Regions from separate parts of the Mus musculus genome. Here all the other regions are linked to region 1. A link is a loop called in an ENCODE intact Hi-C map of the cell type or tissue named here. Cell type or tissue: heart. All regions are shown on one strand. Region 1 overlaps Gnao1 (guanine nucleotide binding protein, alpha O). Region 2 overlaps Gm26843 (a long non-coding RNA gene). Region 3 holds the start of Gnao1 (guanine nucleotide binding protein, alpha O). Region 4 overlaps Gnao1 (guanine nucleotide binding protein, alpha O).

Region 1 (8,000 bases):
CTCTTCTGATTTGGGGACATACACACATGCTCTAGGTAATTCTACTGGCGCCTGTAAAGTTTAGAGTGTTTGACTAATATTGTCAAATTAAGTTTACAACCAACCACAGTACCTCAACCAGCCCCTAGAATACTTGTTGAAACAATCAATAAAGACAGCATTTTCAACAAATGGTGCTGGCACAACTGGCGGTTATCATGTAGAAGAATGGGAATTGATCCATTCTTATCTCCTTGTACAAAGCTCAAGTCTAAGTGGATCAAAGACCTCCACATAAAACCAGAGACTCTGAAATTAATAGAGGAGAAACTGTGGAAAAGCCTCGAAGATATGGGCACAGGGGAAGAATTCCTAAACAGAACAGCAATGGCTTGTGCTGTAAGATCAAGAAATGACAAATGGGACCTCATAAAATTGCAAAGCTTCTGTAAGGCAAAAGACACTGTCAATAAGACAAAAAGGCCACCAACAGATTGGGAAAGGGTCTTTATCAATCCTAAATCTGATAGGGGACTAATATCCAATATATACAAAGAGCTCAAGAAGCTGGACTCCAGAAATTCAAATAACCCCATTAAAAATGGGGTACAAAGCTAAACAAAGAATTGTCAACTGAGGAATACGAAATGGCTGAGAAGCACCTGAAAAAAATGTTCAATATCCTTAATCATCAGGGAAATGAAAATCAAAACAACCTTGAGATTCCACCTCACACCAGTCAGAATGGCTAAGATCAAAAACTCAGGTGACAGCAGATGCTGGCGAGGATGTGGAGAAAGAGGAACACTCCTCCATTGTTGGTGGGATTGCAAGCTTGTCCAACCACTCTGGAAGTCAGTCTGGAGGTTCCTCAGAAAATTGGACATAATACTACCAGAAGATCCAGTAATACCTCTCCTGGGCATATACCCAGATGTTCTAACCGGTAAGAAGGACACATGCTCCACTATGTTCATAGCAGCCTTGTTTATAATAGCCAGAAGCTGGAAAGAACCCAGATGTCCCTCAACAGAAGAATGGATACAGAAAATGTGGTACATTTACACAATGGAGTACTACTCAGCTATTAGAAACAATGGATTTATGAAATTCTTGGACAAATGGTTGTATCTGGAGGATATCATCCTTAGTGAGGTAACTCAATCACAAAATAAGTCATTATATATGCACTCACTGATAAGTGGATATTAGCCCAGAAACATAGAACACCCAAGATACAATTTGCAAAACACAAGAAAATCAAGAAAAGGGAAGACTAATGGGTGGATACTTTGTTCCTCCTTAGAATAGGGAATAAAATACCCATGAAAGAAGTTACAGAGACAAAGTTTGGAGCTAAGAGGAAAGGATGGACTATCCAGAGACTACCCCACCCAAAGATCCATCCCATAATCAGCCACCAAACCCAGACACTATTGCATATGTCAGCAAGATTTTGATGAAGGGACCATGGTATAGCTGTCTCGTATGAGGCTATTCCAGTGCCTGGCAAATACAGAAGTGGATGCTTACAGTCATCTATAGGATGGAACACAGGGCCCCCAATGGAGAAGCTAGAGAAAGCACCCAAGGAGTTGAAGGGGTCTGCAACCCTATAGGTGGAACAACAATATGAACTAACCAGTACCCCCAGAGCTCGTGTCTCTAGCTGCATATGTAGCAGAAGATGGCATAGTCGGCCATCACTGGGAAGAGAGGCCCTTGGTCTTGTGAAGATTATATGCCCCAGTAAAGGGCAATGCCAGGACCAAGAAGCAGGAGTGGGTGGGTAGGAGAACAGGGCAGGGGGAGAGTATAGGGAACTTTCAGGATAGCATTTGAAATTTGAAATGTATATAAAGAAAATATCTAATAAAATAGCTCTGTTGTTGCTGTCAAAAAGATATATATATATTGATTATTCACATAGTTTTATATCTAAAAACATACATGTTACACATAAGCATATATGCAAATATATTGAAATATTCTGCATAACAACAACAAAAGAATCCCAAAGCCTGCAGGAGTGTGGAGTGGCCACTGATGAAGGCACAGCCAAGACAGGGATAGATCAATGTTGAAAAAATAAGCCAGTGCCTGGATTCTATTGTGCCAGCAACCATGTGTGCCACTGGGCTTCCTGGCAGAGTTTCCTGCTCCCCTCGTTTGTTAAATTTAAAGGGACACGCTGTTTGGATGGTAACTTTATGTTTGAACTGGTATTTTAATAGTCGTGGCTGTTGTAACTCCTAACCAACTAGGCTCAAATTACGGCTTCTGTGAAGATCCCTTTCCCATGGCTGTAGCCCACAGCACTCTTCTGGCATCTGAGTGCCCTCTTCTCTAACTGTGGACAGCACTCTGGACTTGGTATCTCCATTCTGTAAAGTTTCTTGCCTGAATGGCTCCTTATTCTCCCCGAGTGCTGGGATGGCACGCCAGTGTTAGGGGCTGGCTATGTGCTGGACTGGAGAGTACAGCAGAACTCAGCTGGTAGTCCTGGAAGAAGTTTGTAGACCTGTGGCTGCCTGGGCTTGAGGGGAGGAGCCCCTTACTGTCTGTACCACCATCCTACTGTCCTGAGGCTGGCTGTGGAGCAGAAACAGAAGGGAAGTGTTGTTTTCTCCCACTGGAGAGAGACTATAACCATTCTTCTTTTTTAAAAATTTTTTTATTTTTTTGGTTTTTCGAGACAGGGTTTCTCTGTATAGCTCTGGCTGTCCTGGAACTCACTTTGTAGACCAGGCTGGCCTCGAACTCAGAAATCCGCCTGCCTCTGCCTCCCGAAGTGCTGGGATTAAAGGCGTTCGCCCCCATGCCTGGCTGACTATAACCATTCTTGCTCTGTGGAAAGGCCGGGATGGGTGGGCCCAGACTTGGTCTCAACCTAGGCTCCCAGTGTAAGCAGTGGTACAGTGTCCTTGCTATGAATGGGGAGGGGATGGCAACATCCTTGTTTTCTCCACAGGGTCGCCGTGTGAAACGACAGGACACACAGCGTAGGACAGCTGGGCTAGCATCTCCCCGGCGGATGGGCATGCGTTTTCCCACCTCTTGAGCTGCTATGGGCATGCAGAGTGAGCAGGACGGCCACAGTGACAGGGGCCAGGGAGGTCAGTCAGGACCCTCCTCAGGAACAGCTGGAACTTCAGGGCTGAATATCAATAGTCAAGCACTGCTCTTATATATTTAGGGTCAGGGGTTGGGAGAAGCTGTGGCTTCTAGAAGTTATCAGCAAGATACCTTTTTTTTTTTTTTTTTTTTTTTTTTTTTTTTTTTTTTTTTTTAATCACACCAATAACAAAGAAACAGCATGGCCATTCTTACTGTTTTAAATAGTATATCCTTTCTGCTTAAATGGCTCTTACTCCTAATGTAGAAATACAAATGGACGGAAGGAATGCAGTGTGGATGAGAATCACTTTGGAGGACCTGAGGGCTCTAGACGACTCCTTGTAGAGACCTGTGCATGACAGCAGGTGGTGAGCAGGAGATGGGGGGATGCAGCTTGGCCACGTTCCCCAGAAGCAGGCTGCCTTAGGCCCTTGCTGGGGTGCAGAGAATGCCCAGGGTGGTATCAGGGTAGTGACGCCCTCGAACTGGAGGCACAAAGTAGATGCCCTTCTATGAAGGATGGGCTAAGACCAAGGGCTGCAGGGTAGATCCTGAGCACGTGTTGCAAGCAGCACTCAGACCTTGTGTCAGGTCAGCCTGTGCGACAGCATGTTGGTTGTTGTACCAGAGTTGTCTCCAGCTGGTGTCTAGAGCTAGAATCCACTAAGGGAGAGAGTTGTAAGTTCCTAGGGCCCAGTGAGGACCTGTCCACTGTGCATATTGGCTCCCACTTGCTGGGCCACAGGCAGCCTCTATGCCGACTTCTGCTCCAAAGTCTCAGAGATGTACTGATACTTGTCTGCATCCCAGGGTGAGCATTGGTAATGGTCAAGCGAAGTCAACTCTGGCCTCATATCTTCCACCCCAACACCATCTGCTCCAGGAGCTTACAAGGTGCCAGACACATTCATTGCTTGAAGGCAGGTAGGCAAACCGCACCTCTCAAGAGCAGAGGTACAAAAGGTAACAGCGGAAAGGAATAGGCATCTTCAGTTGGTGTACTGGCTAGTTTTGTGTCAACTTGACACAGCTGGAGTTATCACAGAGAAAGGAGCTTCAGTTGAAGAAATGCCTCCATGAGATCCAACTGTAAGGCATTTTCTCAATTAGTGATCAAGGGGGAAAGGCCCCTTGTGGGTGGGACCATCTCTGGGCTGGTAGTCTTGGTTTTATAAGAGAGCAGGCTGAGCAAGCCAGAGGAGGCAAGCCAGTAAAGAACATCCCTCCATGGCCTCTGCATCAGCTCCTGCTTTCTGACCTGCTTGAGTTCCAGTCCTGACTTCCTTTGGTGATGAACAGCAACATGGAAGTGTAAGCCAAATAAACCCTTTCCTCCCCAACTGCTTCTTGATCATGGTGTTTGTGCAGGAATAGAAACCCTGACTAAGACAGTTGGTGACCCAGGTTCAAGTACTGGCCCTGAGCCTTTTTGCCAGTGGCCTTGGACAGACCACATGCCCGGCTAGAGCCTCTGCTCTCCTCCTGGCACCCAGTGACAAGGCTATTTGTGCAGATGAGCTGGGCTGAAGATGTGACAAAGCTCTGCAGCATGAAAGAGCCCTGCAAATGCTAGTTATTATGAGCAGAGATGAAGCGCCTCAGACACAAACAACAAGCTGACATAAATAAGCCTGCTTTGTACAAGACTTTCCAGGCAGGCATGATAATCTTGATAACAATAATCATAGTAATTATAATAATAACCCCTTCCATCTGAGTAGCTGCTTTGGATCGTTCAGAGTTTTCCTCCATCTCTAATCTTTGAGGCCAAGTGAAATGGAAGTGCGAACATGGGCGTGTGTCCCCTCCTACCCCCCCAGCTCTCCAGCTGCAGCCAAGGCCATTGGCCCCACCTTGCCCCATGGGCTGCAGTTGTCTCCATCACCACCAGAGGGCAGGAGAGCACAGACCAACAAGAGGAACCCGGTGCCACAGACTGGGCAGGGTAGGGCCCCGCCCAGTGTGCCAGGGTTATTTATTGGACTGCTGGCTTGCAGCTATGGGGCAAAGGGCAGAGACCCCAGATGCTGAGACCCTACCAAGACACTGCGGTTCCAGCAGGCAGAGAGCATTAGGGTGGCATTCTGAAAACTGCCAGCCACACCTGGCTGAGGCCTGTACAGGAGAAAGCAACGACATTTCCTTCACTCCCAAAGTCTTCTGCTCTACACCTGAGCCTTAGAACTCAGCCCGTCAAGGGGAAGCAGTGGCCTGCTCCCTCCCATCCCCAGCAGAGTCTGCTTTTCTGATCCCTGCTCTATTTGTGGCCTTCAGTAGAAGTGGCACCCACCACCATCCATTGTAGACATGATGGCACGTCTTTGGCAATAGCAGTAACTGAGACAGACCCGGTACTTGGTGACTGGGACTACTTAAGATGTACTTTGAGCTTAAGGCTCTGAGCTATACCTATGCCTGCAGCACGCTGTCAGCTCACAGGCTCTCTGGGGTTGCAGGGCTGTGTGTGTCCACCATTTACTGTGGGGGAGAGAAACTTCATGATTCCCTCCAAGACGATGCAGCAAAATGGTGAATTTGGCAATTTACAGCCCAGCCTTCTCTCTCCAGTTAAGACAGTGCCCCTGCCCTACAAGCCTGCTGGTCTTCCATACCCCTGTCCTCCACACAACCCTCTTCTAGATATCAATGGGACCTGGGATCAAGGATGGGACCTGGAAGCTAAGCAGCCTGTGGATGTTCCCCTGGCACATGGGTGGGCCTGGGCTCACACAGGGTGCTGGTCTCCCTCATGAGGCAGTGTGGGGTTCTGTGGTGGAGCAGCTATGGCAAGGGGAAATGCTTCCTGCAGAGTTTCTCAGTGAGCTGCAAATCTGGAGCCCCACTAGCGCCTGTGTGAATCATGTACAAGGGACTTGGTGGAGGCAAGAACAGGTGCAGGGGCGGTGGGGGGGGGGCAGGGGCAGGGGACAGGGGGCAGGATGGGATCATCAAATGCAGGATGGAGGCCCTGGTCACTTTGTTAGCAGCAGTGTAGACGGTGCAACCTTCATGGGCAGTGGTGTGTGTCACCCAGCTTCTACGGGTTCCAAGCACAGTAACTAATGGTATTCGCTCACAGCTCCAGCCATTTACCCTCTGGGGCTCCAGTTCATCTCCTGATGCTCTTCTCTCCTGGGTGGGTGCAGACCCTCTCTGAGCTGTGGAGGCATCAAGCAGGCTCCATTCACTCACAAATCAGCTTTGCTGAACAAGACAAAATTTCCAACTCATGCTGCCCTCCACCCCCACCCTGTGTCCTCTCTTCTGAGCCCAGTGTTTTAAGAAAGGACAAAGGAACTCAAATCGGATGGACAGAATTTCTAAGAAATGAACAAGAGCAGATTCAGATTATCCTCAGAGAGCTTGGTCAAAGAGAGAAAAGTGATAATGGCCAACCTCATAGCCTCAGAATACAGAGCAACAAAGATGAATGGTTTAATTAGGGTTGCCTCGCCAGCAGATATTAGCAACCCAATTAGGGAAGAGAAAAGATGGATTCTGGGACTCCACACACGCGATGGGGCAGGCAGAGGCAGGATGTGAGGCTAATAGTTTGGCAGACTGGTGCCTCTCTCCAGATCATTCACGGGCACCCCTCACAGACCCAGTTTCTGTACCATTCATCAGAGTGGTCAGACACTTCCACGCTGGACCAGTGAGATGGCTCAGTGGGCAAAGCTCTTGCTGCCAAGCTTGACGACTTGAGTTTGATCCTTGGGACCCACTTGGTACAAGTAGAAATCACCTTCCAAATGTTGTCCTCTGACTCCACATGTAACACACACAGACACACACAGACACACTTTCAACAAATAAATAATGAAGCCAGGCATGGTGGCGCACGCCTTTAATCCCAGTGCTTGGGAGGCAGAGGCAGGTGAATTTCTGAGTTTGAGGCCAGCCTGGTCTACAGAGTGAGCTCCAGGACAGCCAGAGCTACACAGAGAAACCCTGTCTCAAAAAACAAAAACAAAAACAACCCCTCCAAAAAAATCCCCAAATAAATAATGAATAAATACATAAACAAACAAACAAATAAATAAATGTAAAAAGAAAAAGAAAAAAGAGGGTTGGGGTAGGAGGACCCAGACCTCTGAGCCAACCTGGACAACTCAGTAAGACCCCATACCAGAGTGAAGGAGTAGGGTGAAGGTGTACCTTAATGGGAGAGCTTTCCCCACCCTGGTTTTTTTTTTTTGTTTTGTTTTTTTTGTTGTTGTTGTTTTGTTTTTGTTATTGTTTTTCAAGACAGAGACAGGGTTTCTCCTTGAACTGGAGTTACAGATGATTGTGAGAGCTGGGAATTGAACTTGGGTCTTCTGAAAGAGCAGTCAGTGCTCTTAACTGCTGAGCTATCTCTCCAACTTCCTAGTTCTAACCTCTAATGCAATTACACATTAAATCTAATGCACACAAGCACAGATGAGGTACGTCTGAAAACTAGTAGACCAGGCTATTCTTTCCCCAACACCTTCATAACTTCTGCCCAAGTCCTGCGTCAGCCGGTGACTAATACTAGTTTTCTTATACACATCTTTGTACTTTATAAATGTCATATTCCTATGGAAAATGGAGAATCTGTATAAAGCAGTCTAAATCAAAGGCGCCCATAAAAATAACCACAGTGACAGCAGAATGCTATTTTATTTTTAATTTAAGCAGGGCCCCATGGTCTGGTGCAGGCTCCCAGCCTGAGGCCCTTCATTCACTCCGTGTCAGGGTCTCTGGGCCTCGGGTGTTATGGGTGCATGAGCGTCTGCCTGAGACTCAACATGAGAGGCTGAAGAAGAGAGGTGTGCTCTCTAATGTAGACCCTGCTATTACACCCTTGTGACTCTGTTCCTCTGGCCCAATCCCATCTCACAGACTGGTGGCATGTGCCTCAAGGGGCTCTGAGTAGATCT
Region 2 (8,000 bases), 340 kb after region 1:
TGGTATTGGCAATAGCATAACAAAATCAATGAGGGCTTGGGAAGATGGCTATCCAAATGAAGTGTTGGTGAGTGTGAGAACCAGCTCCCAGAATCCATGAAAAAGCCAATGACTTTGATGGAAGGCAGAAACAGGGACTTCTTAGGGCAATTTGGCTAGTCAGACTAGAAGAGACAGAAAGCCCTAGGTCCATCAGGAGACCAAATCTCAGTATATGCAGCACATGACTGAAGAAGACACTCTTGGGTGTCCACACCTATATTCATATGGGTGTACATGTATATGTGTGCCCCCACGTACATACAACACACATAGGTGAACATGTATACACACATATATACATAACAATCCTAAATGGCACACTGAATTGTGTAAGGGGGTAAGTTGTATGCTATATGAATTTCTAAATAAAAATGAATCTTTCTAAAATAAAAATATCTTGCCTGTTATACCCCTTTACTTCATCCTAATGTTGTTTTATTATCTTCCACCCTATTCTTATGGCCTCAGTCTTTCATAAGCTATACGCCAAGCTTATTGATACTTTCAAAGAACCAGCTTTTTAATTGATCTATGCCATTATTTTTTTTGTTTCATAGCTTGCTAATTGTGCATTTTATATTTTTTATTCTTTGCCTCCAATTCTACTAGGTTTACTTGTTTTCCTCTAACTTAATGAATTAGAAAAAGGCTCACTTTCATTCTTCCAATTCTCTTCTTTATGAAATTTAAGACCATGTTTTCCTAGCTTCGGTATATACCTTCATATTGTTGGATACACAACCTCTCCTCATTATGCATTTATAGATAGCTTATTATTTTTTATTTGTTAACCAGGGGTCATTTAAAAAGTGTTTAACAGTCTAAGTCACACAGGTTGGCTAGCTATTTGTTATATTTTCTGCTTTCTACCATAGAAGACAACCTATCTGATTGCCTCTTGATAGGATTTGTTGACATTCCCTTTGTAACTTAGTATATGAGTAATTTTTTTCTCCTACAGTGCTGCCAATTGGACCCAGAGCCTTGTGCACACCAGGCAGGTGTTCTGCCACTACTGACCTATATCCCAGGCTCTTAGTCACACTTCCAAGTTGTGATATTCAGGTCTCCCCTTTCTTTGCAGGACCTACAGCTGTTTGATGTATAGTTCTCAGAGCTAGAGAATAAGACACATAGCCATAGTGAGAAATGGCCACCTTCTCCTCGTGACATTTTAGTTTTTCCTTTATGTAGTAAATCTATGCTTTCAGGTGCGCAGGAGTAGAGCTGTCTTTATGAATATTACATGCTCTTTGCATATCTGCTTTTGTGGTGCTAGGATTAAACAAAGGCCGCTGTTGATACTGGTCAAACACTTTGCCTCTGAGTTACACCCAACCCCTTGATAGTTTATTTCATCAAGTTGGAATAGCTCTTCCCTAGCTCCTTTCATCTTCACCTTAACTCATAATTATCCTCGGAGTACATTGTTTTAATTAGAATTGGCATAAATACATTTTCCACTCTTTTAGTGAGGTTTTGCTTTGTATATGACTAATAAGCCACATTTAGCTGTATTTTATATTAAGATTCTACTTTAACAATCTCTGTCACTCAGTAGGAATTTTGACCCATTCACACTTACTGAAACACTTCCTTCTGTCAGTGTTGAGCACATTTTATTCATATTAAGTTGTGTTCTCGTACATTTAACCCATCGTAAAAGGCTGATGCACTTTGAGCTATTGACCTATGCTGACTTGTGTCCAGTTTCTCTCTGGTGAAAATATTAAAATCCGTTATTTTTTCTTTTATTTCTTGCTTTCTGACAGGATTATCCTTCTTCTCTGTCTGAGCATTTACATCCTTATATACCTTAGGATTTTAGTTAGAATTTTCTTTTAGGACTTTTTAAAAATTTTATTTTTTACAATTTGTATATTTTAATTAAGATCTGGGTACAGTGCTCCCCCCTTCCATCCTCCAGCCCTTCCTGTGCATTTCAGTTTGTCACTGTCCTTGGTTTCTCTGCAGCTTACATGTTTTGTTTTGTCTTTTTTTTCTCTCCAGCCTCTTTCTAATTTTATATGGTCTCATCGTGTCTTAGAATTTTTTGTCATGTGCCTGAAACCAGAAAGAGAATCACCAGGCTGGCAAGATTGTTCTGTGATACTATTTGATGAGTCTGCAAACAGGAGGGGAGCAAGGGCTGGAAAGATGTCCAGGAGGGCACTGCAGTGGGACTGGGGCTGGTTTGTGTTGTGCTCTGAGTCACCAGGTATTGGGGTAGTTGTTATGTGTTGTTATTACATCAATTGCTGACTGATACAGCAGTCTTTCAGCCCAGGCAGGGATATTAACTCTTCACACATTACTTCCTTAACCCAAAGGCTTGGTTTAGCGATATAAAGGTCAGGTCTGGTTCTGGTGAGTGAGGTTATTTCCGGGGCCTGAGATAGAGACTGTGGCAGGAAGAAGACAAACAATCAAAAAAACCAACCAAACAAACAAAAAACACAAGACAATCAAAAGACAAAACAAAACAAAACCAAAAACAAACAAACCAAAAAAATCAATCAACCAACCAACCAACCAACTAACCAACCAACTAACCAACCAACCCAAATACACCACCCAGCAAACTGTGCTCATTTAATGCTTTCTGATAACTTTAATTAGGAACAGCAAAGAAAGATTTCGATCAGAAGACAGAGGACTGGGCTAGGTGGTGCCTGGGGGCTTCTTTGTTGTTTGTTTGTTTGTTTCTATGAAGATTTCCATGGAGATATAGGGGTCAGTCATCCTGCCCCAGGGTCTGAAATACCATCTGAACTCAGGGATTCTCAAAATCTCCACTAGGGCAGTGGAAGAAATGATAGCTTCCAGATGAGCAATATGGAAGCCAGGAGTCAAGTCTGACTGAAGTATCCTGATCTGTATGTTAGGAAATCAGGGAGAAGCTGTCCGGCTTCCTTCCCACCCAGAGAAAGGATGGATCTTAAGGAGCGCTCTGGCTATTGAGTTTCCTTTGCTTAAGTGAATTCCAAATGCTGCTGAAAATTCCATTCATTATTTAAGCCATCTCAGCTCCCCTGAGAACTTAAGTGCCCAGCAGGAAGGAAGGCATTTTCACATGCTTGTGGGCTGGGGAGGCTCGAGGAGCTGGGCTGGAGGCAGAGGGCAGGTTTGCAGAGTCTGTAGAGTTGGGCCAAGAGTCCATCCAGTGGTGGTGGTGGGATCGACTGGGACAGGGCTGGGAGCCATGACAACCACCCAGGGTGGTACCCTAACTTTCTGATCCTTTAGAATCATCTGATTCACTTGCTAAAAAAATTAGATTGCTAGGCAGATGTGGTTTCAGCGGATCTGTATTGGGGTCCAAAGACCGACACTTTTAGGTTACCCCCCCCCAGGTCATTTAGGTAACTAGGCAGGCATGGCAAATACTGACCAATTAAACTGTCTTTGCTTTAGGGGTGCTGCTGCTTCAGGTTCAACAAACAGTGAATTCCATCACAGGGCCTCAGTGAGCACCGGATCTAACTACAGAACAAACCCACTGAGATCTGAATGGCATGGGTTGAGGTGGCCGAATTGTAGCCACATTGGAACTTATAGGTTCCCGGAGTGTTTGATGCCCCCTTGCCTTTGGCAGCCCAATTTCTCTTTGTAGGAAGAGCAGATGGGGGGAGGGGGCGAGTCCCTGGAAGCACACAGAGCAGGGCTCAAACACTGCCTTATTGTAGGGCCATAGGGAAGCTACTGATCTCAGGGCCATTAATATGAACCTTATTTCAAATGATGCTTCTGCACCTAGTAAGAACACTTATTAGACAGCTTGTTAGCACTGACCAACTGTTTGAGAGGACACTGTCTGAGGAGGAAGGATGTGTTTTAGCTCATAGTTCTAGAAGGTTCAGCCGATGGTTGATGGTTGTGTGGTCCCAAGGACTTTGTTCTGAGCATGGTGATGGCTAGAATGTATGAGGAGGAAGCTGTACACCTCCTGATAGACAGGAAGCAGAGAGAAAGCAAGGGGCTGGTACCAGTATAACCTTTAAAGGCATTTCCCAGTGACCTACTACTTGGGGAGAGGGGGAGGAGCTCCCTAAATAGTGCCACCAGCTGAGGACCAAGCATTTAACAAACACAGGAGCCTGTGGGAGACATTTTATATTCAAATCACTTCAGTGCTCAGTAAATAACTACTCCATTCTAAGTGGTATTAGCCAGTAAGTACTTGGTGAAGGAAACCGATTAAAATGTAAGGCAAGAGCTACATTTTAAGTATGACTGTGAGCGTGATGGGGCAGGCAGCAAGAAGCCTCGGGAAGGGAAACCTGCACACAGGGAAAAGTAGGCAGGGCTGCTGCTGCCAAGCCCAGGGTCTGGGAATTGCATGTCTGATTTCAGGTCGAACATTTAGTGTTGAAATGCACAGGAGCCAGGAAGCTTCCTAGCATTGTTGCCTGTAATAAAGAAAAATCCAGACGTAACCTGCTGTTTCGATTAGAAGTGATGTAACAAGCAGGCTTTGGCCTAGTTTTCTCCAAGCAGGCAGGTCCCCTGGCTCTTCCCACACCCTTTTCTTTGTCAAGTGACGGCTACTGCCACCTAGTGGTAAAGACGGCACTGCACCGGCATGGAGAAAGATGCTCTGGGCCTGGGGAGAGGCTTTATCCAGGCAGACAAACCAAATAAATCCCCCCAAGTCTCTCTCTCTCTCTCTCTCTCTCTCTCTCTCTCTCTCTCTCTCTCTCTCTCTCTCTCTCTTAACCCTCCCCCCTCCTGCCCACACAACACAGTGAGACTGCCTGATTCCTTATCTCTCCTTGGACACGGGATTGGAAGATGATCAATCAAGGATATACAGAGGCGAGTCTCTTTCAGCCCAATGGCACCTCATTTTTCCTTTGGTCTAAGAAATGCTAGTATGAGAGGTTATAGCAGAATACTAAACCTGCAGCCACAAATGCTTACAGAAAACCCCTCCGGTCCAGGCTCCTTGCATTGCAGGTGAGGAAACTGACACTCAAAGATGGGGAACGCCTAGGGTGACGTCAAAGATGGGGAATGCCTAGGATGACGTCACTTGGTGGCTGGCGGCAGACCTTGACTTTAGCCTGTCCCTTCCCAGTCCTCTTTCTCTCATGCACACTCAGCATTAGTAGCTATGTCGGGAGTCTCTTAGCGCTTGGCAAGCGTGAAAACGGGAAATTTCAAACGAGGAAGGAAGCCACACCTGTTCATGCTTTGGCATTTCCGGCGGCTGCCGTTCTCAAACGTTTCAGGGAAACTACGCAGAATTTGAATTTATGGACAGAGTCAAGTAATGGAAACTGCGGAGAATGATATTTACTGTGCCCCTTGGGCAAACTTGCAACACCCGAGAGCGAGGGAGATGCAGCTTGGAAACCAAGGCAATATGTGAGGGACTTCAGATGTGGGGTCCCAGCTCCTACTTTCTTGCGGTCCTCTGGCCAAAGCTTGGGGTGTGGCTCTGGGAATCACGCTGGCCTTTGGATCTTCTAGGTTCTGTGTTTGTAAAACCATCTCTGGGTTCTTAGGAAGAACCAATGAGAGTACTGGAGAATGGGTAAAGTGATTTGCACAACGCACTGTATCCACAAATGGCTTATTTCCTTTTTCATGACTGAGTTTAGTTAATAGTCACCAGATGCTTGTGTCTCTTAAGTGGCGCGTGCCAGGCTGATTGTAATCATCTTAAACCAAAACCCGAGATAGAGCATCCTCAATGGGAGACCACGCTCTGCTCTCCTCTCAGGGTTTCCAGTCCGGCTCACCACTGTGAGCACGTGATCCCTAGAAGCATACATTCAGAAGAAACTGTCAAACAGTTGCCTGAGACAGCTGCATCATTTAGTATTCATTTAATAGAGGCATGGCAGTGCCCTTTGGCCCACAGACTCCATATTTGTGTTGCCAGTGTTTTCCATGATAATCATTAATGGTGGGTAAGGATTCACACCCACAGCTAAAATGCCATGGATTTAATTGTGTCTTATTAATCTTATTAATAATCTTCCTTTGTGAGGTAGCCTCCATGCTCTTACCCACTTTTAAAAAAGCTGTCCTGATATTTTATTATTGATTTGTCGGAGCTCTTTATATATTTGATACAACTTTGTCAGGTATACAGTTTTACAACTCATTCTCCAAATTTGAGGTTTCCTACTTCATTGTCCAGATGATGTCTTCTTAAAAGCACGGATTAAAAAAAAAAAGAACTAAGTCCCGTGATCTACTGTTTTGATTCACATTTAGGGTTCTTTTAATGTTCTCAGATCATCTTTGTTCAGGCTCAGACTGCAGGTATTTATTTCCCCTGGCGTTTTCTTTGGGAAGTTTCATGGTTTTCAGCTTTGTGCTTAGGCCGGTGATCTGCCTGAAGTTATTTTCATGGGTAGAGAAGGGGGACTCAGGATTCCACACGGATGAGAGTCCTTCGAGCATCACTTGTCAAAAACATTTTCTTATCCCCACTGAGCTGGCTTAACACTTTGGGAGTTGATTTTTAAGATAAAATCTTTTTAAAGTAATAGAGGAAAAAAAAGCTTGTGCTAAGTAAATTAAATGGAAACCAAGGCTATACAGGTCACAGCAGCACCAACTATTCAGGAGTTATACAATCCCATGGGTTTTAACTCCTGTATAGATTCATATATCCACTGCCATAATCAAATGCAGAAGAGTCCGATGTCCTCAAACCTCCTTCACACTGTCTTCATGTCAGCCTGTGGCTGACACATACCCCCTAGACTAAACATGGAACATTACAGTAGCCCGTGACCCATGTGCCCGCTGATTGACCCACATTGCCTAGATTACTGAACATACAGTAGCTCCCAAGATCAGGGCATAAGAGGCATTAACTAAAGAACTCTTAGCCTGATCGATCTATTGTATTCCTTTTAAATTTTTAGTTTTTACAGTAGCTTTATTGTGCTCTTCCAAAAGATTTATCTTTGTTTCCTTTTAAGTGTCTGTTTGTCACATGTGTAGGTGCCCATGAGGACTTTCTGTGGGTGCTGGGAGCTGAACTCAGGTCCTCTGGAAGAGCTCAGAGCTGCTGAGCAGTCTCTCTAGCCTTCTCTTCATACTGTGCTCTTTTCTTTCTGATTTTTTGGGGTTAGTCTGTTTTGTTTTGTTTTAAATTTCTTGTAGACTCCCAGGCTACCTCTTTGAGATGCTTCTTCTTCCTAACACACACACATCTAAGGAGACAACATCCATCAACCCTACACTCCCCAGGTTTTAGATGCCTTTTGCCAACTTGGGTATGCTGTATGTCAATTTCAATTCACTTCAAGTATTTTCCAATTTCTTTTTGACAGTCTTTTTTTCCTTCCTTCCTTCCTTCCTTCCTTCCTTCCTTCCTTCCTTCCTTCCTTCCTTCCTTCCTTCCTTCCTTCTTTTTCTTCCTTCCTTCCTTTCTTCTTTTCCTTCCTTCCTTCCTTCCTTCCTTCCTTCCTTCCTCCCTTCCTCTCTTCCTTCCTTCCTCTCTTCCTCCCTCCCTCCCTCCCTCCCTCCCTCCCTCCCTCCCTCCCTTCCTCTCTCCCTCTCTTATCTTTCTTACTGATAATCCAAATAAATTCTGCTACAGCTTGGAATGTATTTGATGTGGCCGTTATTCTGAACTGGTTAGTGTGTGTTCCAAGATCCATGCCTCTGGCTTCCACTGGCATGAGCTTAATGCACTCTTAAAAAGAATGCATCTTTTCCCTTGTTAGGGAGAACGTTACTGTAACCACTCATGGGAGCTATCCATTTGTTGAAGATTTTTTTATTTTCTTCATATTTAAAATCAGACTCTCCTCTGATTTTATTTATTATGTTTTGAAAAGATTTTTTCATATAATATATTTTAATCATTTCCCCTCCCCAAATTTCTCTGAGATCCTTTTTTTGTACCTCTCTACCCACCCCCACACTGTTTCTTCTCTCTCTCTCTCTCTCTCTCTCTCTCTCTCTCTCTCTCTCACTCTTTCCCTTTCATG
Region 3 (8,000 bases), 120 kb after region 1:
TTTCCTAAAGAGATCTGGCACGTTTTGTTCTTAAAGGGAAACAAACAAACAAAAAAAAAATCAATTACAAAAAAAAAATCTCAGTTTTGACAGGCAGTTTTCACAGAAAAGGTGTTTGTGGGAATAGAGAAAGGAAGAAATGCAGGAAAAGAGAAAAATGTTCTGATTTCCGATTAAATAGAATCAAACATCGGACACTTCACCCCATCTTCCTCAGTGCAACCCAATATAAGTCAGACGCACAGGACTTTCCTCAGAATGTCTCCTCAGTCTTCCTTTAAGATTTCGTGCCCCAGGACTTAATCAGGAATTTCCATTCTAAAGTGGCACACGGATCTCCTCAGAGAGCTAAGCTTTCTTTGAATAAAAAAGGCAAGTTGCCCTTTTGGGGACTCGATACGTATTTTTAAACCTCTTATTAAATCAACCTAATTTATGAGGCATGTTCAGGAAGAGCAGGTAGCAAGCTGCTTTGGTGGATGCAAAGTTTCTTTGCCATCCCCTCCCACACCCCCAATTCCACCTCCTTTGCCCTCCTCCTGCCGAGGGTTTCCGAATGTCTTCGGGGCCTTTCCGAAGCCGCCGAAGCCGCTCGGCCCTCTCCGCTTGGACCCCGACTGTGCTCCGAACACTGTCGAGATCCTCCGAGCCCCGCTCCCAGGTCAGGCCGAGCGGAGCCGAACACCGCCGAGCCAAGCTCAGCCCCATCGACTTTTCCAGCCTCGGCTGGGCGCTGTCCACCACTTACAACGCCTGAAACCTCACCCTGGCTCAGGAGGCCGAGGCTTCTACCGGACTCCCGGCCTGCCACAGTGGATTACAGACTTGTGAAGTTTCGAAACCTGCCCCTAAGGAGAAAGAGGTGGCGCGGTTTGCATTTCCCGACACGCGAGGGCTCCAGGCAGATGCAACATGCACCTTGTTGCAAAGAGCAATTCCCCAGGCCCCGCCTCCCCATCCATTTGGACTGCACAAGCCCCAGAGAAACCCCAGGCCAAATTACTGGTGGCTCAGAAGGGTGAGGCTAGCCGAAGGGGCCTGTGAGAAGAAAGCCCCCGGGAGCTCTCGAACGCAAATAAGAACATGCCAAGCAGATGGGAGAAACTGTCTCCTAGTCGCTGCTCCCTACCATCATGGCGCCGCCTGGAACTCGCTTGTCATGCCTGTTACACATGCAAGAATTTTTGCTTCTTGGTTTTGAAACCACAAGCACGATTTGTCTCCCACCCACCTTCCCTCGAAAGGGGCTTTTATTTTCCATTGTTTTCCTACGGGATGCAATTACTTCGGCTATTCTGTCAAGTTGAAAAATAATCATTTTTGTTTACAGCACAGCAACCTCTAATTAGGAGCTGTGTGTGCACGAAGGTGTCACAGCAAAGCGACATGGAATCCTCGCTAAACGGTCCTAACGAACTCCTCCGTCCCGAACTGACAGGCCAACGGAAACAGGGCCAGGAGGCCCGGAAGGCACGCACCCGTTCCCTGCCGGCCACCCCTCCCCAGGCAGAGCTGCCTGGAGGCTCACCGGGAACCGTGGAGTGGATGGGGCAAGAAGCAAGCCAGAGAGGAGGAAGGACGGGCGAGGCTCCTAAGTGGGGAAATGTGGAAAGGAAGGAATATCCCATTTTGTTTTAATTTTCAACCATCACTCAAATCCACCCCCAGTTAATTAGGAGGGGAAACTGATATCTAAGGCAGAAAGGGGGCGGTGGCAAGTAGGGCCTGAAATCCGCATTGAAGGTAGAATACAGAGTGTAAATACAACGATAAAGGCTACACAGTGACTGGAACCTGCGGGTGTCAGAAGAGCAAAGGCTGGAGGGCCAGGGAGGAGAGGGGCTGGAGGGCAGATGAAACTGGCTTTTAGCCCCACAGACCCTCCCACCTCTGCCTTGGATAAGGCTGTGTCTGTCACATCCGCTTGGAAACCCATCCTTTCTCCCCAGTGCACGCCCCCTCCCCTAACCCTTGCTCGCTTTGGGGGGGGGGGTCGTCTAAGCCACAGCCACCAGGAATTCAGCACCAAACTCGTGAACAGCAAACACTTGATCCTCCACCCCAATCTGCTAGGGCTGGGTCCCCTCCATGTTTTAGTCAAGTTCAAAATCACTGCCTCAAGAGAAGCAGGGGGAAGTGGGATTCGAGGGGTGGGGTGGAGGAGGAGGGGAAAGAAGATGAGGCAGAGACAGAAATGGAGGCAGTGAAACACGAAATACTCCACGAGCAAGAGTTATGATCATAAGCACGCCAATAGTGTGATGTTCTGATCAATATGGCGGACACTGTCATTCATACAACTAGAGGCGCTCTCATTCCCTCCCCGCAAACACCGACCCCAGGAGTTGGGGTGGGGGACCCAGAACCAACGTAGGGAGTGGGGGAGGGGAGGCAACCTCGGGTTTCTTCTGTGTGTGCGCGAATTAAAAACCAGGCCTGGAGAGCAAATATGGGTGAGCAAGATAATAAAAACGATATAAATTATTCTTAATAAAAGTACAAATCCCAATGACACAGGGACTTACTTCATCTGCTTCACAATGGTGCTTTTTCCTGATTCTCCAGCCCCTGTTGGGACACACAGAGGGGGGGAAACTGGTGAGTGTCAGCTCATGGAAATGGGAAGGGGGCTTCAAGGCATGCACAGGGTGGGCGCTCCTGGGCACAAGGTGTTGCCAACTCAGGGACCAGATTTCCCAGGGCGCAAGTCGGGTTGGGAACTGTGGCGGGGGTCGAGGGGCGGGGGTGGCTACCCAGGTCCTTACCCAGCAGGAGTAATTTCACGTCTTTGGCGGCGCTGATGCCATCTTCTTTGAGGTTTTTCTCAATCGCCTTGCTCCGCTCGAGGGCGGCTCTCTCCTCTGCGCTCAGCGTACATCCCATGGTGGCCCCTTCCCTGCCACAGCCCGCACGACTAGGCTGGCACGACTCCCCGGGTCGGCGCGCCCCCCACCCCCCCACAGAGCAGAGCCTGGGCTCAAAGGGGAGAAAATCACGATATCCTCTCCTTGGCTGGGAACAAAATTGTCGAAAGACCAGAATCCCCCCAAAAGGACAGCCTCTATTAAGATTCCAGCGGCGAAGATTAGCGGCGGCTGGCTGGGGTCTGGGGGTGTCGAGGTGAGGGTAGCCGGGGTCTGGGGCTCCGGAGCCGAGAGAGGAGGCGCCCGCGGGCCCGGGAGGCGCGGGTTGCAGGCACCGAGGCTAGTGCACGACCCAAAATAAATAAAATAGGAGTCGAGGCTGGATCCGCAGCCGGAGCCGGCGGAGGGTGGGGTGGGGGGCAGGGTGGGTCCTTCTGCCGCGGCTGCCGGAGGCGGAGGAGGAGGAGGCGGAGGCGGAGAAGGTGGAGGCGGCGGTGGCGCGGGGTGTGGAGGGAGTGAGTTAGGGGGTGCCGCTAGTGCATGTGCATCGCCGCTCCTCGGCCGTCGATGCGTCCGCGGCGCCTTCTCCGACCCCCGCGCGCGGGGCAGGGCTGGGCAGAGGGCCGGGCCGGGGGTGGGGGGTGCAGCTCTCTCTAGCGGGAGGCGGCGTCGCCGGGGCCCAGAACTCGCATCGCTCGGCGGAGCGGACAGGAGACGGGGAGAGCGCGAGGGAGCCGCGGCCAGCGGGGAGCGCGAGAAGAGGCGGGCAGGGAGGGCAGGGCACGCGCGCGCGCGCCGGGGCGGGCGGGGAGGGGGGGGGCGAGGCGAGCGCAGCTCTCGAGTGCGCCTGGTCCTGCGCAGCGCTCCGCCAGCCGCCCGCTGACGTCAGCAGGGCCGCGCGCCGGGGGCCCCGGGGACGGCGCGGGCGGGGGCGGCGCGCATGCCCGCGGGACGCGTCAGACAAGCGGGCGCGCGCGCGCGGCGCCGCCCACTCTCGGGTCCCCCTCCCCCCGCGGCTCCCGGAGCGTGCCGGGCTGGGGAGGGCGGGGCCTGGGGCCGGGCGCGCGCCTGCGCCCCACCCCGCCCCACCCCGGCGGGTCTCGCGCGCCCGGCCCGCCTCCTGTCAACCCCAGCGCGGCGGTCAGGTGGTCCCCAGCCCTGGGCCTGAGCCTCCAGCTTCCTGGTCCCTCGGGCTCTGGGTCGTGTCTCCGGCAGATCGCCTTACCGATTGTTCTCCTTCGCGGCTGGAGGTGTAGCCCCTAGTCGAGCTATGGTGCCTCCGCAGATGTGAGGAGGTAGTGGGTCAGGATAAACCCGCTCACTCCATAATAACGCGCTGGGGCTCAGTGACGGATTTGGGTCCGCATTTATTGAGCATCTAGTGTCTAGAGACTGGGCTAGTAGAGAGGAAAGTAGCAGGCAGAGAAGAGGCAAGGCCTGCTCCGCAGGAGTTTTTGCCTCCCTTAGCCAATGTGAGCCTTACCGCGAGATGCCCACAACCTCTGTCGCTAGAGATGGTTACCATCCTAGGATGGCTTGATGCCAAAGGCCCAGGGACAGTCTTTCATGAAAGCCTCTAGCAAATACTTGTTCCCTTAAATTTTTCTCTATATGATGAATCGATGGCCTCCCTTGGTTCTTGAATTCTTGTATCCCCAGAACATAATCCGGTAAAAATGAATTCTTCATAGGTTTGTGATAAGAGATTTTTTTTCTTCCTTTCATCTTAAAATAACAAACTACTAGAAGAAATACACCCTTCATATCTTCTCAGATAGTCAGAAACCAGGGTCAGTTATTCAGCAAACAGCGAACCCAGCACTGGGGAAAACAGTAGACAGTTGCCAAAGATCGGTCATGTTCTGGGTGGTCTCAGAGCCTGAAGACATTAATTCTTACTGCACAAAATAGTTTTACAATCAGTTCCACCAGTCAGCCCCAGGGGCCTTCCTAGATGGAGGAGCCAACAGGCAAGACTGCCCAGGATAAAGACAGGCAAGGGGCCAGTGGAAAACACTTTCTTTTTTCGTAACAGTTGGGCATTTCTGTGACTCTGAAAGTAAACTTGTTTGCTTCATTTCAGCAATGGAGAGAAAATCCTATTTTGGAAATGTCACTCAGCATAAAAATATATTTGCAAGGGGGAAAAGGGGCAATTAAGACCCACTCAGAAGAAAATATTTTTTCTCCTGCATGTTTTTTTTTCATAAGTTTGGTGTTTCCCAATGTATGTTTGTCTCATTCGACAAATGTCTGTGTCAAAAGTATATGTAATATAATTGGAATATTTAAATTTGAGTCATACCTACCTATTCTAGGAAACCGACAAAAAATTCTATAGATTTATTTTATACAGCACATAAATAATCCCTCCTCTATTTTCTTTCCTCTTTGTGTTGGGTGGGGAAACTATTAGAAGATGAATCTGGTTTGGCTTAAAAATCAAGTATCATTAAACTTGTCCTTCCAGATCGAAAACAGAGATCTCAGGTGCCCAATATTCTATAGACCTTGCTTCCTGCAGAGGTTGCTGGGGACAGTTGCCTAGATCTACTGTGAACCAGATTCAGAAAAAAATTTCACTGCCATTTGTACAAGACTGCATTTGATGGACCGAAGGTAAGGATCACCGTTTCACTCTGCCCTGGGACAGGGCGGTGGCGGTGGCGGTGGTGGTGGTGGTGGTGGCGGTGGTGGTGGTGGCGGTGGCAATACCCTAGTAAATATATTTAGTGTTCTTTCATATCAAGTGATTTTCAAGTGAAGGCCTTATGTTCCTGGTGGCATTCTGGTTGTGTATGGGAAGATGCAGCCATCCTTGACTTTTAAGTGCCTGGCCTTCCTCCTTGCTATCAGTCCTGATATGGCAGACGTATAAGCCTCTGTGTTTTGAGTTTTTCTTCGTTCCCCCAGTACTTGACCTACTGACTATGTATGTAAGATTATGTTCCAGCACTGTGGAGGTATTTCAGATTTGCCTACTCTGTTTTCCTCTTCTTCCTTCTTCTTCTTCCGTCTTCTTCTTCCTTCTTCTTCTTTTCTTCTTCTTCTTCTTCTTCTTCTTCTTCTTCTTCTTCTTCTTCTTCTTCTTCTTCTTCTTCTTCTTCTTCTTCCTCCTTCTCCTTCTCCTTTTCTCCTTCTCCTTCTCCTTCTCCTTCTCCTTCTTCTCCTCCTTTTCCCTCTTCTTCTCCTTTTTCTGGGTCACTTTGCATCATTATGGCTGAGTTCCATAAAAGACTAATAATAATTCACTTCATCTGTATAGTGCTTTACAGCTTACGGAGCACTTTTACAAAAATTCCCCCATGTGATCCTCCCACATAAACCTCAGTTAGGTACTAGTGTGGGAAGCATCATGGATGAGTGGAAAGAGCCTAGACCAGGAAGACAGATTGATAAGAGAAAACTTCTGAGATGTCCTACATTTGATTACAAAGGGCCAGGGGACATGAGAGAAGAGAAATGATATAGGATGTTATTTGGGTAGCAAGCTACAGGCTCCCAAAAGACCATTTTTCTGTTCTTGAATGTACATTAAAAAGCTTCATTCAATGCTGCTCTGACTGCCTAGGCACCAGTCTATGCCCCTTGCATCATTAACCAACCCAGAAGTCCTGCCTTTTTCTCTTTGATCTCCCATCACAAAGGCTTCATTGCTTCAGGTAAACCCACCCTTGTTATCAGTAGCCAGTGTAAACTCAGTGTACATAGTATGTATGCAGCAATGTTTTCCGTGTAAAGTACTCTGCCCTTTTAGATATGGGGAACTAGCTATTCACCCACTTTGGCGGTTGTAGAATTTCTCCCTAGCCTCTTCAATAGCTTCAATAAACCCCTTTATTTCAGAAAGTTCTTGCAAGGCCTTGGGCATTTTGGTTTAATAAGATGCAGTCTGGTATCCATTTTACAGATGAGCAAGCTGAGCCCTCACACAGGGGCATGAATAAATTATTAATGGTCAATAAACTTATTAATGAGTCAGCGAGTCTTTGCTGTTTTGCGAACTGTTGAAAACAGCACATTATATACATACATAAAGAATTCTCAGATCAGAAAGCCAAAATCTCAAACCCAGTCATATTTTGATTCCTCCAAAGGTATAAGTAATAAAAAAATCCTTTGACTATATTAAATTGCTACACAATTAATTCCTGTGGAAACGAAGAAATTAGAGTTCTAACATTAGGAGCTAGGATTCCTAGACCAAGGCCAGTTTCCCTTTGGTTTTGTTTTATATGATTCTCAGAATTATATTTTTTCTGATGAAATTTTTTTTATCAGAAAACAGTTCTCACCCCATCCTTAGTCAAATGTTCATCATGCTACACACACACTATGCATCATATTTTGGAAGCCACTTGGAATATCTTCCATAGTCCATGAGAGGAATGTCAGCAAAGGCTGCAGAAAGCTGCTCTGCTTCCAGAGAGTAGTGATCCCCAGCTCTCAGTTAACCAGCATGGTGGGCTTTGGGTAGATACTCACTTTCTTTTCTCTTTATCTATGTCTCTAAAAATGTCCCCAGTTGACATTTTTTCCCTGGCATGTTTTCGCACACGTCTCTCAGACCACTACCACCATGGCTCTCAAACATTATTATCTATAGAATTACCTGAGATGCTTTAAAGTTACATTTAAAAATTAAATTTAGAGTTCCACTTCTGGAATACACTCAGTAAACCTGAGGTGGAACCTGAGGATTGTCTTTTATAACCACATTTCTCGTATTTGTTGGGAAGCTTGCTGCTGGGATATAAGCTCATAGAAAGAAAACGGCTTCCACTGTGTATGAAAAGACCAAGAATGGTCCTTGTGCACTGGTTGTCATAATATTTGTTAAGTAAAGTCCCTGTGTGACAAGGGCTTCATCAGGTAATATATAGGAAAGCTCTTCCCACCTTTGACATTTGAGTTTTTTCCCTAAGACAAATTCTGCCACTTGATTATTTTAGAAAATGTTTGAGATTCAGTGAAAGTTATGTCATCAAGTAAAGTTCTATGACATGAATGATGCTGATTTTGAACCTACGAGTGGGAGATTTACTGACCAACAGGCACTTGTGAGAGGGGATATACCTAATATTTTTGACATCCCCATCAGAAAAATTCTTGGCAAACTTCTGTGTCTTGTTTTCT
Region 4 (8,000 bases), 92 kb after region 1:
AAGTTGACAGTCTGCTACTTTATGGTCAGGTGATGCTGCGGTGGGGGCTTCCCTATCTGTCTCTGGGCTCAGTTTTCCATCTGGGAACATTAGGTTGGATGTTCTGAAAGAGGCCTGGTTTGATACCATGGCATGACTCTAGAATAGAGTCCCAGAAGGAGGAAAAGAAAAGCTGTGAAGAAACCCATCTAAGAGTCAGTCAAAGTCTTAGAATCTCACTCTCTTGTCAAAGGGGGAACCCGGCACTGAAGCATCAACATAGAGCCCTCAGCTATCGGAACCATGGTCTTCTGGGTCGAGTCTCACTGGTCTGTTTTGCATACCACACCAGAACTCTGTCCATATGAAATCAACCACAAGGCTTATTTCAAGACGTATCAAGATGCAGTGGTGGTGCATGCCTTTAATCCCAGCACTCGGGAGGCAGAGGCAGGCGGATTTCTGAGTTTGAGGCCAGCCTGGTCTACAGAGTGAGCTCTAGGACAGCCAGGGCTACACAGAGAAACCCTGTCTCGAAAGACCAAAAAAAAAAAAAAAAAAAGATATTTCTTACTTTATGTGCTTCTCCTTACCAACTCTCAGAGTAAAGCAACAGGGCCAAGCTATAAAACCTGCTTGAGAGGTAGCCTTTTATCATTGGGTCAGGCCAGGCACTGTTTGCTAAAGGCTCCATTCACCCTGGTGCTGCCATCATCCAGGTCTGAAATAACAGATGGTCAGGCTCAGAAGTGAATGTCCTGCTTCCTCCAGACAAGCTGTGTTTGCACAGGGGACAAGTGGCATGAGATCCCACTGTGGGCAATGGAAGAAACCAGGCCGCCTACCCAGCCTGCAATGGTCTTTGCAGAGCTCACAGCAGGAGCAAGCTTTCCAAGAGGTAAACAGAAGACAGCAGCCCTAATGAAGTTTTCTGTTTTCTTTGTTGGTGTTTGTTTTTCAAGTTATTTATGCCAAGTGCTTAAACAATCAAAAGCATTATGTTTATGATAAAACGGAAGGGATCTGTTTTACCATATAAGGAGAATGCACGAAGTCACATGAAATTTTAAAAGAAAAAGGTAAGCAGATACCCAAGGAACTCAGGCAGATGTGGGTCACCCCAGTGATGAGTTCAGAGGCCCTGGCTCAACTGCCTTCCCTTTGCAGTAGGGCTTCTTGGAGGGAGAATGGGATAGCCCTAGGAGAGCAAAGAAGCTGCCTTTCTCCAACTCCACAGGCATTCCCAGTAGGCTTGCTGCCTGTCAGCCATGGCTTTAGCACATTGGAATTAGATAAAATTGAGTTTCTGGGCCATATGGGGTTTTTGTTTTGTTTTGAATCTCCAAAATACAGATAACAGAACTGATTTCGTCACTTTACCTGAAGGTCAAGTTCCATGCCTCTGTCCACCCTAGAACAGTGCCTCCTAGTTGGCTGATAGCCAACCACTGTATCTGCCTGCCCCCAACCACAGGTAAAGATAACAGGGAAGTCTTCCCCAAAAAAGCAGCTATTCCTCCAAGGATCCCGCCTCCATCTTTGGAATCCTCCATTACAAAAGTTTACTAAGTAGCATTTGTAAAGAGAAGGTTAATCCAATCACCAAGTACCTAACTAAATTCTCACTGTGTGCCAGGGATCATGGAATAGACAATCCCTGCTCTCACAGAGTGCAGAGTAGGATAAGACAGCTAGGAAACACGACACGTGTGTGTGTGTGTGTGTGTGTGTGTGTGTGTGTGTGTGTGTGGCAGGGAGACTGTCTGAAGAAAACTGCAGATCTGCTGCATTTCCTGGCCATGCTGTGCTCGACGCTTCCTGCGGCATGGCTGTCCAATCCTAGCAGGCTAAGTCGGCAGAGTGGGGGTGGAGCAGCACCGGCAGAGTCAGGAAAACCAGCGCATTTTTAATTACAGTAATTTTTGGTTAACTTCTCTATTTTCTATTTGTCTTATGCATTTTAATGTGCATAATCTAACGACACAGACAGGCAGAGGTTCAAAATCTTTCACCTAAGAGGCCCCTAGGTGGCGATGCCTGGCAAGGCCTGTTGCTCTATGGGGTTCTCTATATACTCCAGCCTGCGTGTGGCCCTGGTCCACCTGGGGACACCTTCCTCTACGGCTTCACCTGGAACCCAGACACTGTCTAGATGAGGCAAGCTGGCCTTTTCTCCCTGCCTCTGGAAAGTGCCATCAGCCTTGGCTTCCTGGTCATGCCATGCTGGGGAGAGACTTACCTGTCAGTCCTGCTATGCCACTTTGGGTAACAGAGCTAGGCACTGTCCCAGGAGAGAGTACAGGCCTCTGCTGCCCAGAGAGCCAGACTGCAGGCTCCTTTCAGACTACCTGACAGCAGCATTCGCTCAGCACCAGCCACACCCAGTGATGCTGAGATGGGCCATTATCTTCATTACTTTTACCAGAAGGTCAAAAAGCTGCCAATAGAAAAAGGCCTTCACTTGTAAGCAAAATAGTAAGGATTCAGCCAGGGAAAGAGGTGCTATGGTCTTAGTATCAGCGGGTCAGTTGTTACCACGTTGGTAACTGGCATTGGACTGGAAGAAGGCAGCTAAGCATGGCGATCAGTAACGCACAGCAAGACCCAAGGCCAGGCTCAGGCCAGAGGAGGCGGGTGCTTATGTCCTGAGATAGTGCAGGGAACAAGCCAAGGGGCAGCCCTCAGAGGCCATTAAACCCTGGCTCCTCTAGAGTGAGGGATGCTATAAATGCCTCCTGGATCGAGCAAAACCAGATTCCAGTGGTCAGGTGGAGAACAGCAGTGACCTGAGGAACTGGTGAGTGGTGGTGGCACGGCAGGGGACATTATTGAGGGAATTACACTTAGTTTTTCTTCTTCATCATCTTTTTTAAACTGTCAAACAGTCTGAGTGTGGGGTGTGGCCTTAGTCTGAGTGGCCTTAGGACATATTCTGTTATTTCTTCTCCGGTCTTAAAGCCTCACTTTCCCCTAAAACCCCTAAAGTAAGGCATAGAGCTAAAGAGGACGTGGATTCCAAGGGTCAATGTTGGGGGCAGTCAAGACCTCAACTCTGCCATTTGTGGTCGTACATACAAATGTGGCGACATTTCTTAGCCTTTTCTTCCTCAGTTTATCATCCTATAACAGCAGAAACCAAGCTCTCACGTCCTGAAAGAAATACCATTTATTGACAAAATATGCAGGTGCCCAGAACATATTAAGCAGATACTTGGGCATCAAAAGATGCATAAGTCCACACAGATCATTTTCCTCCTACTACCCCTTCCCCCTCACCACGTCTAGCTGTTTGCACCTCCATTGAGGGCACGCCGCCCATCCCAGTGCTGAGGCCAAAGACCTGGTACTGTTCTTCAAGCTTTGCTTCCACAGCCTGATACAGAGTTATGCTGGGCTGGCTCTGGCTGGCTCCAGCTGACTTGTAAGAGCAGAGTGCACGCTGTTCTTTCTTAGTCCTTTAGGAGACTGGATGGAGCCTTGGTGGGGACACAGGGAACTCTACAGACAAGGGTTTCTCTGTCAACACTGCTGACTTATCAGCAGATGATGGTCCTCTCATAAGCAGGTCCTATTGACTCTAACTACAGACTCCAGAAACTTCTCACCATCTACTGCCACAATCAAGCTCCCAGTGACCACCATCTCTTGCCCAGCGACTAGGCCAGGATGACTTCCTCCTCAGCCTCCCACTTTCTCTTGCCCGGCTGCAGCCTCTCTTTCACACAGCTTCCTAGGGGAGCTGAATACCCAGTGTCCAGGACAGCGCATATAGCAAACATTGAGTACTCTCCATCCTGCCAATGCAGTGAATGCTACCGTTTCCCTGAGTCCCACCTGCTACAGTGACCCCCACCATCGTTTCATTAAGGCAGACAGGATGGATTGAGCCTGGGTGGAGACTGAGCTGAGCCAGATCCAGCACATCCTCTGAGGGCCCAGGGAATTTCTGTTAGCATTTCTCCACTCGCTTCCCAGTCTGCTCTTCTTCATCTGCAAAAATAGCAAGGAGCCAACAGCAACGTCCCAAGTGGACTGTGCATAGTAGGGACACACACCGGTTCCTTTTCCAGGTCCTATTCATATAGTTCAGATTTTGATCAGCCTTCACCAAACAGACATGATTCCAGAGCCACAGACTAAATACCATATCCTGCTCTGCAGTAACAGGACGGCTTCTCATAGAACTCGTGTCAGGGGCGGACTGGCACCACATCAGGGCCCAGAGATCTGGGGCACCAGTTGGCCCCACCTTAGCTGGATCCCATGGGAGGGTGCTATCAGCTGTCGAGGAAGATCTCACAAGCTATCAGACTATTTGGTCTCAGTAAAGCCAGGGAGCCCCTTGGCATAACAGGACAGCTCTGTCCTCAAGGCTGAAGTTGAGGCTCTCTGATTATTTCTCTCAGAGGTCTAAAATTCTGGGTCATCGTTTGAGATGCTGAGTTACAGAAGGGGAAACTGAGATTGGAGGTGAAAAATGGTTCTAAATCATATAGATACATAGAAGCAGGCAGGCTAAACTGCCAGTCTCCTGACTGTTGCATGGCCTTCTGTCAGAGCAGAGGGAAATTAGTGCAGGCACAGAGTCGGCAGTAGGTATCTGCTGACATGCTGTCGGGAAGCTGCCTTGGGAGCCTGAGGAGCCTGAGGAAAAGCCAGTCAGAGAAGAAGCCTTTAGAAGGGGAGAGTGGGGTTGGCTATTCTCTGTCCTCCCTCTCCATCTCTCCCCCTCTCTTCCCTCTTCCTCTCCCCACCTCGTGTTAGCTCCAGTTTCTGCAGCTGTACCAGGGGCTGATACAGAGGTAATACCTCGCCCTCTGGAGTAATCCCTGGCTTGGCTTATGCCACGGGGCACAGAGACCTTTACAAAGTGGTTAGCATGCTGCAAAAGAAGATATACAAGCAAGCATGCTGGTGCTCTGCCAGTCACTGTCACGTGGGCAGCTCCCTCCCCACTGCGCCTCAGGTTCCCAGGGGATAAAATGAAATGCTTGAGGCTTCGAGCCCCTCCTCCAATTCTGGCATGCTGCACATCTAAGATACAGCTCACTTCCTCTTTAGAGTTCTCGGTCATTCATTCTACACACATTCCCTGAGCCTCATGCCTGGACCAGTGCCCACTTGGTGGTACAGAGGCAGGGCTACAGGGATGGCTGTAACTCACTCTTTTCTTCTCAAGAAGTTCTGATCTTGTTTCTCAGGCAGTTCATTAACAACACCACCTCTACGTATATGTCCTCGGTTGAAACAGGTTCCCTTGGTGAACAATTCCCACAGACACCAAGCTACCAATGTGCCCCCTAGCTACACACCATATCCAGTCCTCAACGGGAGGATCATGGTCTCAGTTAACAAAACCAAGGAGTCAAGCAAACATCTCCAGGTCACTGTGAGGAGCACACTAATGGCCTCCCAGCCAGCAGTGTCTGCACCCTAATCTCAGACCTCTCCTGGTAACGGGGATTTGATGTCATTAGGGTTACGAGAGGGGGGATTAGTCTGGATCATCCAGGTCAGTCCGCCTAATCACATGAGTCCTCAAAAGCACTTAAAAAGAACTTTGTGGCTGGAAGTGGGGAGTAGCCCTCAGAAGAGGGAAGTCTGAACTCAGAGGTAAAAGACTGAATTCTGCCAACACACATACACACACACACACACACACACTCTCTCTCTCTCTCTCTCTCTCTCTTTTTTTGTTTTGAGACAGGGTTTCTCTGTGTAGCTCTGGCTGTCCTGGAACTCACTTTGTAGACCAGGCTGGCCTCGAACTCAGAAATCCACCTGCCTCTGCCTCCCGAGTGCTGGGATTAAAGGAGTGCGCCCAAATAGCAGTAAAGGGGATCTTCTTCTACAGGCCAGAAAGGAGCACAGGCAGCCGGATACCTTGACTCTAGCCTGCCGATCCCTGAACTCTGAGAATTGTGAGAAAAGTGCACAGTGTATTGTCTTAAATCACAACCGCCATGAAAACCTGGAACAACTGCATTAGAAACTGTATATACCCAATCGGTGTTGAAGTGGGGGGTACCAGCCTTACTATATGCAGGACTTTTACAGATAAACATAGGTTCTTGGCCATGCGGGGACGCTCTGCTTAGACAAGGCACAGAATGTCACCAATTCAGCATGCTTGGTACAGGCTGCATTCCAACACATTCCTGTTGCCCCCATCACCAGGTCTCATAATCTAGCAGCAAAGTGGTGTCACGTGGCTCCCCCAGTGCCATGCAGTGGAGCTGGACTCAATGTCCTCTGAAGCATCTCTCTCTTGGGCTTTCTTTGGTCTGTGTGTCTTTATTCACATACCACCTTCAGCGGGCTGCTGGATTTCCCGTACTTGGTAAGCACACAGGAGGGGGAAGACCTCGTGGTGATAGGTGCAGTGGAATGTAATGTTCTTGGTTGAGGAGGCCACTGGCTGAGGCCTGAGGGAGGGGCATGGGACTTAGGGTTTAGGGAGAGGGGAAACAGTCTAATCTGGATTGTGATATCACCTTAGCTGCAGAGGGACATACCCCAGGACCATCCAAGCATTTACGTTAAGGATACGTTTAGACAGCAGCCCACCGCCTTTGGTTCTGACCTTTGAACTCCACGATTAGAGCAGGGAGATCTTTTTTTTCACCAGCATCCTGAGTCCTTTGCAGAGATGAAAGCGAGGGCCTGCACAGCGCTCTGCAGGCTGAGGAGCTGCCTCACTTGCCCCCCGGAGCTGCGAGCACACTGCTGCTCCCTCCCTCCCTCCCACTGACATACTCTGTGCTTAATAAGGCTCCCATAAAGATCTTTCCTTCGAGATAATCATAGACTCTCAGGGGCATGCCACTCTTAGCTGTCAGCATCATTTAGAAAGACCTTATAAAGGCTTTCTGAACCTTCCGTTCATCTCAAGTTGAGCTCTCTTAAGCACTCCACTAACCCCCCTTGCAAAACCTCTGTGCTAGACTCTCAGCTCTTTTCCCAAGTTCCTCCAGCGTCCTACCCGTCCTCCTGCTATGCCACCCCACCCCAGAAGCAGAGGCCTGGGGTCCAATGAGTACACCCTGCCAAGCACCATGGCTGGCTCTGGTGCAAGTCAGCCTCTCTGCCTTGGTTTCCCCTCCACCACGGCATGGAAATTCAAACACCACAGTACACTGGCACGTGCGCGTCTCTGTAGGCTCATCCGATGGCTACTGTCATGTCAGAGCACATGCCTGTGCTCTGGTCCTCTGCTAGGACAAGCTGCCAACTGGAGAATCAACAAGTAACTCCTCTCAAAGGAGTCCATAAAATGTCACTGGTCCAGGGCTCCTTAATCTGTAGCAGATGAGATCTAGGTTTAGGTAATGGTAGGTCTCTTTCCAGACTGCCTTGGGAGATGTTTGTGATATGAATAACAAAGTACTGGAGACTTAGGGATGTACAGAGAAGAAAGATTTTATTTGCTGGGAGCTCTGGGGTTGGGGATAACAAGATAGAAAGGCCTTCAGGACCTTCACTCTAAGGCCAAAAGTGACACAGGGGTCATGTCAGCCCCTGCAGGTCTTTTATTAAAGCTTTAATCCCTTTTGTGAGGATGGAGCCTTTAGGACTTAGTCATTTCCTAAAAACCACAGCTCTTAATACTGCTGCATTAGGGATTAAGTATCAGCCTGCATTTTGGAGGGGCCACCAACATTAAACCACGGCAGCCCCCATATGTTATCATTCATTTTTAAATTAAAAATTAAAAGGTAGTATTATTTTTTTTCCTAAAGAGACTCTATAGTTTCCACCATTTTCTTGAAGGAGTCAGTGACCCCAGATTGGTAAGAACCAACATTCTTGCCCTGAGGAGGCCGTGGATATCACTCTGCCCAGGAAGCCTGGAGCCCACCGAGAGCCAGCTCTCAGTAACTATTTCTCCAAGACCAGTTCCCAGAAGTGCCTTCCAAGGTGGTTTCTGTGTTTCCTCCCACAGGGGGATGTGGGGGGATGGAGGGGGTTGGTAATGTTTAGAGGAGGAACAGATTTTTTCTCTATTTTTACAAGCATATGCA

What was found. A loop is a pair of places that touch in the nucleus more often than their neighbours do. Peaks named below come from ENCODE experiments on the same cell type or tissue, not always from the same donor. Only the 100,000 strongest peaks of a DNase experiment are listed, where the experiment ranks them.
Region 2: a loop joins it to region 1, with 8 times the contacts of the local background. A loop is called at or near these places in 21 of 42 quality-filtered maps.
Region 3: it touches region 1 in a loop (4-fold over the local background); 14 of 42 quality-filtered maps call a loop at or near these places.
Region 4: it touches region 1 in a loop (4-fold over the local background); 5 of 42 quality-filtered maps call a loop at or near these places.

The regions. Positions count from the first base shown.
Region 1 is chr8:93,930,097-93,938,096 of GRCm38, reverse strand. The region is part of intron 3 of Gnao1 (guanine nucleotide binding protein, alpha O); the gene reads right to left. Among named protein-coding and RNA genes, the nearest start is that of Amfr, 79 kb to the left of the region's middle. In heart, a CTCF peak has its summit at 4,981 (motif pointing right); a DNase peak (open chromatin) is centred at 4,986.
Region 2 is chr8:93,588,626-93,596,625 of GRCm38, reverse strand. The region is part of intron 8 of Gm26843 (a long non-coding RNA gene); the gene reads left to right. Among named protein-coding and RNA genes, the nearest start is that of Ces5a, 57 kb to the right of the region's middle. In heart, a CTCF peak has its summit at 4,589 (motif pointing left); a DNase peak (open chromatin) is centred at 4,585; H3K27ac peaks cover 443 bases.
Region 3 is chr8:93,806,219-93,814,218 of GRCm38, reverse strand. Gnao1 (guanine nucleotide binding protein, alpha O) reads right to left here and starts at 3,381. Exons shown (of 9, transcript NM_010308.3): 1 at 2,766-3,381; 2 at 2,526-2,568. The coding sequence starts at 2,883. 4930488L21Rik (RIKEN cDNA 4930488L21 gene) reads left to right here and starts at 664. Exons shown (of 1, transcript NR_026888.1): 1 at 664-2,525. In heart, no CTCF peak of the experiment used is centred here; DNase peaks (open chromatin) are centred at 688 and 3,818; H3K4me3 peaks cover 4,237 bases; H3K27ac peaks cover 1,720 bases; H3K27me3 peaks cover 2,353 bases.
Region 4 is chr8:93,838,118-93,846,117 of GRCm38, reverse strand. All of the region lies in intron 2 of Gnao1 (guanine nucleotide binding protein, alpha O), which reads right to left. Among named protein-coding and RNA genes, the nearest start is that of 4930488L21Rik, 29 kb to the right of the region's middle. In heart, CTCF peaks have their summits at 1,984 (motif pointing right) and 4,833; DNase peaks (open chromatin) are centred at 1,781, 3,377 and 4,957; H3K27ac peaks cover 2,308 bases.